Regions from separate parts of the Homo sapiens genome. Here region 1 is linked to region 2. Evidence: chromatin loops called from intact Hi-C (ENCODE). Cell type or tissue: endothelial cell of umbilical vein. All regions are shown on one strand. Links, peaks and the distances in the headings refer to the core of each region. The heading gives the core; the rest is flanking DNA. Region 1 overlaps NCK1 (NCK adaptor protein 1). Region 2 holds the start of SLC35G2 (solute carrier family 35 member G2).

Evidence for each region. Peaks named below come from ENCODE experiments on the same cell type or tissue, not always from the same donor. Only the 100,000 strongest peaks of a DNase experiment are listed, where the experiment ranks them.
Region 1: it touches region 2 in a loop (8-fold over the local background); 3 of 110 quality-filtered maps call a loop at or near these places.

The regions. Positions count from the first base shown.
Region 1 is chr3:136,918,437-136,921,359 of GRCh38, reverse strand. All of the region lies in intron 1 of NCK1 (NCK adaptor protein 1), which reads right to left. Among named protein-coding and RNA genes, the nearest start is that of IL20RB, 38 kb to the left of the region's middle. In endothelial cell of umbilical vein, for the core only: no CTCF peak of the experiment used is centred there; a DNase peak (open chromatin) is centred at 1,389; H3K27ac peaks cover 2,140 bases.
Region 2 is chr3:136,816,753-136,819,675 of GRCh38, reverse strand. SLC35G2 (solute carrier family 35 member G2) reads right to left here and starts at 550. Exons shown (of 2, transcript NM_025246.3): 1 at 48-550. RefSeq lists a silencer at 466-525. In endothelial cell of umbilical vein, for the core only: a CTCF peak has its summit at 1,419; DNase peaks (open chromatin) are centred at 725 and 1,265; H3K4me3 peaks cover 889 bases; H3K27ac peaks cover 1,525 bases.

The DNA.
Region 1 (2,923 bases), core at 200-2,699, 100 kb before region 2:
CTTGCTTTACCCTTCATTTTGCTGGAGCACGTCCTCTAGTTGTTTCCTGAGTTAAAAATATATTGGAATTAAATTTTTTAGAATGCATATCTGAAAGTGATTTTGTTCTCTCATACATGACTGGTAGTTTGGCTATCTATATACAGGGGAGTTACTGTTTAATGGGTACAGAGTTTAAGTTTTGCAAGATGAAGATTATTCTGGAAATAGATGGTTGTACAACAATGTGAATGTACTTAATGCCAATATTTCTAGCCAGGTGAACCAGGAAGAGGAGTCATAAGGGATTAAGGTCCATCTTAACGACCTCATTTTACCTCAGTTACCTCTTTAAAGACACTATATCCAAATATAGTCACATTATGAACTACTGGGGGTTAGGACTTCAATGTGTGAATTTTTGAAGGGACAAAATTCAGTTCATAACATTTGTTTTTACCACAATTTTTTAGAAATTTAAAAATATGATTACAATCAACTATAAGGCCATTTATGTTTAATTCCCATATAGTATATAAGACTTAGATCAATTAATGTACTTACATGTTTGCTGTGTTAATTATGACAATAAATTCATTATGTTACACGTTTTCATAATTGGTGGTTTATATCTAATTGCTCATAATTTAGCAAGATTATTGCTCTTACGTTTGTAGTCACATAATGGCTTCTTTCTTTAGATAAAATGTAATAATCTTCAGATTATAGGATGATGATACTGATCTTGGATCAGTTTATTATAGTTCAGAGGGGTAATAAGTAATATTCTGTAATGCCTAACAAAATAATCATATAGACAGTAATGTCTTATATACCTAAGATATTTATAAGTTTGTCAAAGAAACAGAATTATAGTTGAGGTTTTTTTAAGAGCAAACTTTTTGCTTATCTTTCTTTATTCTCATTCCTTTGCTCTGTCTCCTAGTCTCCACTAACTACTCAATAAACATTTGTTGAGTGAATAAGTGAATGAATTGTGCTATGCACAGCACTTTTGCCTTTGTCATTATTTTGTGCCTTCTCATATTGGGGATGATTTCAAAGTGATATTTCCAAAAGTGGACAGAATTAGATGGAATTTTATTTGACCTACACTATTTTTTAAAAAAAAAGAAGAAAAACTTAATTTTTAAGTAGCCTTTATTTCTGACTAGCCTGTAATTTTTTGTTTTCCCAGTGGTGGGATCTGTTTCATTAGTTGTTTCATTAGTAAGAGTATTTACCAATTAAAATTACTTGATGAGATACTAGGGTTTAAAAAGCTGAAGAGAATAAAATCATCTTATGAATTGCCTTGTCTTTTTGCATTACTTACAGCATATCCAAGTTAGTTAATTGGGGACTTTCTCCCCCTTCATTGTTTACTGTGAGATCTGTACCCCAACCAAACTTCCGGACTTAGTCACTTGGGTATTGTTACTTAGCTGATTCTTATCAGAAGCAGGAAATTGTCAAGTTATGTGTTAAAGTACAACAGAATCTAAAACTGAACAAGAGATTTCCCTTTAGAATTTTATTTTATTGCTAGCTGGTTCCTTACATTTTCCTTAGGGTATAACTACTGACTTGCCAAAAAAGGTCATATTTATCATGACCTATATACACAGCCAACAGTACCCTTCCTCAGTTTACAAATTATACACAATATGACTGATTAAATGATTTGACAAACTTTGTGTCATTAATATATAGCTATACCTATAGAATTTATAAAAGTAGTTTGGGAAAGAACATGTTTTCAGGTGTTTTGTCTAGCATTATTCATGTATTTACATTAGCAGTTCTCTAAGAAAGGGTTACTAAAGTGGATCTCTTAAGGGGTCTACGGAGCCAAAACTATTTTCATAATACTAGGATGTTAATTTCCCTTTTCACTAGAGATTCCAGAGGCTACATGAAATTCAATTACATTGTCAGTATTTGTAAGATCTACAAAACTGTCAATATATATTGAGGAATGATACATAATAGATGGATAAAAATAGGGCCATATATTTTTTTGCTGTTTATTTTACATACAGTAAGATTTTCACTGTTTGTTGTGAATAAAATTTGACAAACATTTAAGAGTTATGTAATCACTGCCACAATCTAAATAAGAAAATAAGAACAGTTCTATCACTCCCCCTCAAGAAAAAAAAAAATTGCTTTATGCTTTGTATTCAAACCCATCCCCAACCATTAATTTGTGACAACTATTGATCTATTTTCTGTCCCTATGTAGTTTTGCCTTTTCCAGAATGTTTTATGCAGACGCTGAGTCTGGCTTTTCCAGTTAACATAATGCATTTGTTTCATTTGTGTTGTGTAAATCAGTAGTTCACTCCTTTTTAGTGCTGAGTAGTCCATTGTACGGACGAACCATCATTTATTTAATGAGAACTTTATAAATTTCAAGAAAAACTAAGTTAAACAAGAAAATAAATTTAATCATAGGAGGTGAGCCAGTAATGAACAATACTCACATGGTTACACGGTCATTAGTGAAAACACTGAATATATATCACTTTATCAAGACAATGAGGCCAAGAAAGGTTACATGAATGAATACAGTTGGCCCTCAGTATCTAAGGCAGGAGTGTCCAATCTTTTGGCTTTCCTGGGCCACAATGGAAGAATTGTCTTGGGCCACACATAAAATACACTAAACTAACGATAGCTGATGAGCTTAAAATAATCACCAAAAAATCTCATCATGTTTTAAGAACGTTTGTGAATTTGTGTTGGGCTGCATTCAAAGCCATCCTGGGCTGCATGCAGCCCGCAGGCCACAGGTTGGATAAGGTTAATCTAAGGGAAATCAGTGCCAGTTTCCTCCTCCCCAATACCAAAATCCAGAGATGCTCAAGTCTCTTATATGAAAATGGCCTAGTACTTGTACATAACCTATGCACAACCTCCTGTATACGTTAAGTCATCTCTA
Region 2 (2,923 bases), core at 325-2,824:
AAAACTTGTATTTGAAATTGATCCCATATGACGCCACAGTGACTCACCCCTTGCTTGGGTTGGCTACTGGGCGAGAGGAAAGCAACAGCCCCTGGCCTTCATCATGGACGCTGCAGGAGGGCCCAGACACGCGACAGCGGAAAGAAACGGGAAACCGGGCCGTAGCCGATGCTGGCCCTCCCGTCCCCGTGTCCCGGTTCTCCAGGAGGGCAGCACAGAGAAATGCGGGCCCCGCGGCCTTTCAGGCGTCGTGCAGAGCACCCCGAAGTCTGCAAAGCGGGCGGGGCGCGTCGCCCCCAGCCCGGCCCTTACCCAAAAAGACTGTTGTGCCCCTTAGGTGTGGCGGCTAAACGCGGGTGTGTGGAGTTCGGGGTCCGCTCTCATTCCCTTGTCGGGCGGCCGGGCAGGCAGGATCAAGGTCCCAGTCCGCCGCCGCCGACCGGCTCCCGGGGCCCGGTTACCTGCGTGTCGTGGCGAGGAAGGTGCCCCGGAGGCGACTGACGCGGGCGTGCCCTCGCCTGGGAAAATCGAGGCGGGCGCTGCCCGGAGTACTGCGGAGGGAGAGGGGCGCCGCCGCGCGGACTCTGCGCCTGCGCTCTCCGCCCTCCGCCGCCCCCACCCCACAACCTGACTGGCGCCGGAGTTGGAGACTGCGGGGGACGCTCAGGGTTGTGCCTGAACTGAAGGACTTCCTCTACCCGCGAGGTGGGAGGGTCCACGGGAAAGCGCCCGCCCGGGCCCCTCTAGCTTACGCCCTTGGAGGGCGCTTGTTTGAAGCAATTGCCTGTCTGCCAGGGCTACGTAGTCCGCTGCAAGTGGGCACGGAGGCAGTTTCTGTCCATTTCCACCCATTGTTTGCGCTTAAAAGTCGCAAGTCTATTCCTTCATGTTTAAATATGTGTCCAGCATCGGAAAATCGTGGTCCGGAAAAGTCTTCGGGCATCCCCGAGTCCACCCGCCATTTTACTGATAAGGTCTCTGAGGGAAGGGTCTTGACACTGCACAGCTGGTTCTTCTACCCAAGTGCATATGCCCCAGTCCCAAGTGGAATGAATATAGCCTCTTGGAAACAGACTGGTCATTAAAAGCAGTGGATTTGATGGGTCCAGGGGACAGGCAAGAAAGGGTAAGGGCTGAACCAAGGTGCTGGCTGTGGGAAAAAACAGGAGGTGCTTGCTGGTTTTTCCTCTGTCCCTTCAGACCCACTCTCCACTCTGCTCTGTGACTCAGGACTGACCTTTATGGGCTACGTCAACTATAATCTGGCTTTCAATTGGTTTTGGCAAGTGGGAGGCACCTGCAGATCAGAAGGCAGGATGTGATTCAGGACCTCCCCTGCATCCCCAGCGGGCCACCCTGTTAGCAGTGGCTATGTTCTTCATCTGAAAGCCATTACTCCCATCCTGTGGCCCTCTCCTGCAGTTTTCTCCAGGTTCTGGTTACCACTAACTACCCTTGCCCCTTCAGGCCTGGAGTGGGTAATGACGCCCAGAGGTTTCCTTTAACCCCATCCACACCTTTTTAAATAGTCCCTTCATTAAACTCTCCTCAACTATCCCATCTTTTCCCCACCTTTCCAGGACGCTATAATAGATTTTAGTCCATTGCGGTTGGCAAAATTCATGAGGACAAAAATATATGTAAAAGAAATACGGGGCTTTTAAAAGGCGAGAAGTCTTCCAGAGCCATCTTGACAGTTCCCTGGGCTCCAGGCAGCCAGCATGCTAGGTGGTCTCCCCACTGGGCCCCATAGCCCGAGGGTGCTAGTTTAGGTAGACCCAAGAATGGAATTCAGACTGCTCATAAACAGTGTGATCACCAAAGGGCTGGGGATCATTTCAGAGTCCAGCATAACAGGATTTTGGATTCCTCTTGAGGTAGAGAGACAATCTAGATCTTTATAGAGCAAGTGCTGGTGCTCTCCCAACTACAGCTGGGCTGCTTTTGAATGAGTCAATATTCTTAGGACACTTAAGAGAGTCCTGGAAACAGTGTCTGACAAGTGTGCTTAACAAGAAACTGCTGAGTGAGGCAATTGTCAATTGAGAGCCTCTGGCTGTTTCTGTAGAAAATCCAAGAATGTTCCCAAAGAGGGGGAAAAAGGCAAGAGGGTAGGAAGTCATTAAATTGCCTCTAGCACACTATGGTGTGCTTGGTCTGAATCCAAAATTTGACCATTTCTCGGGCTTGTAAAAACAACCAAACTGATTTGACTACTTTGATTCCTTCCCCATCCCCTTGAAAAACAAAACAAAAACAAAATAAACAAAAAACCCACCAATGCAGTATCTTAGCAAGACTTACCCAAAGGGACCCCCAGCTGTAGCTATTTGCAAATAAAATTAATGTCCAAGCAAACACACTATTTGTACTGAATACAAATGAGACCAGAACAGAACATTTAACATGTAAATATTTCCAAACTTTCACCCTTCCAAAGAGAAAGGATCATTTGTTGTTCAGACATGCATTAATTGTGCTGATCTCAATAAGGAATAGAGGTAAAGAAGCAAAAGGAGCCTCAGAAGGCTCGGCTGATCTGCAAGGCTCAGATTTTTTGTTTTGGAGAAGGTGGGATGGGGTGGGGATAAGGAAGGCGACCAGCAAAGTTTGAGTAAGGGAGTAAGAAAAAAAGACCTGGAATGAGCTGACTAGGAGAGATGGTTTCTGGGAGTTTTGAGAGAGTGAGACTAGGGATTTAGCACAGCTGACATTCTGAGTGACACCAAGGTATAGAAAGATATGAAAGAGGATTTTTAGACATTTTGTGATGTTTAATAAATGGAATTATTTTGTGCTATGATACATAGGGCTTTTCCTTACAAGTGTCAAAAACTTAAACTCAGACTGATTTAAGAAAAGGAGTATATTTGGCTTAATAACTGAAAAATCCATAGATAGGTAACTTCAGATATGACTAGAT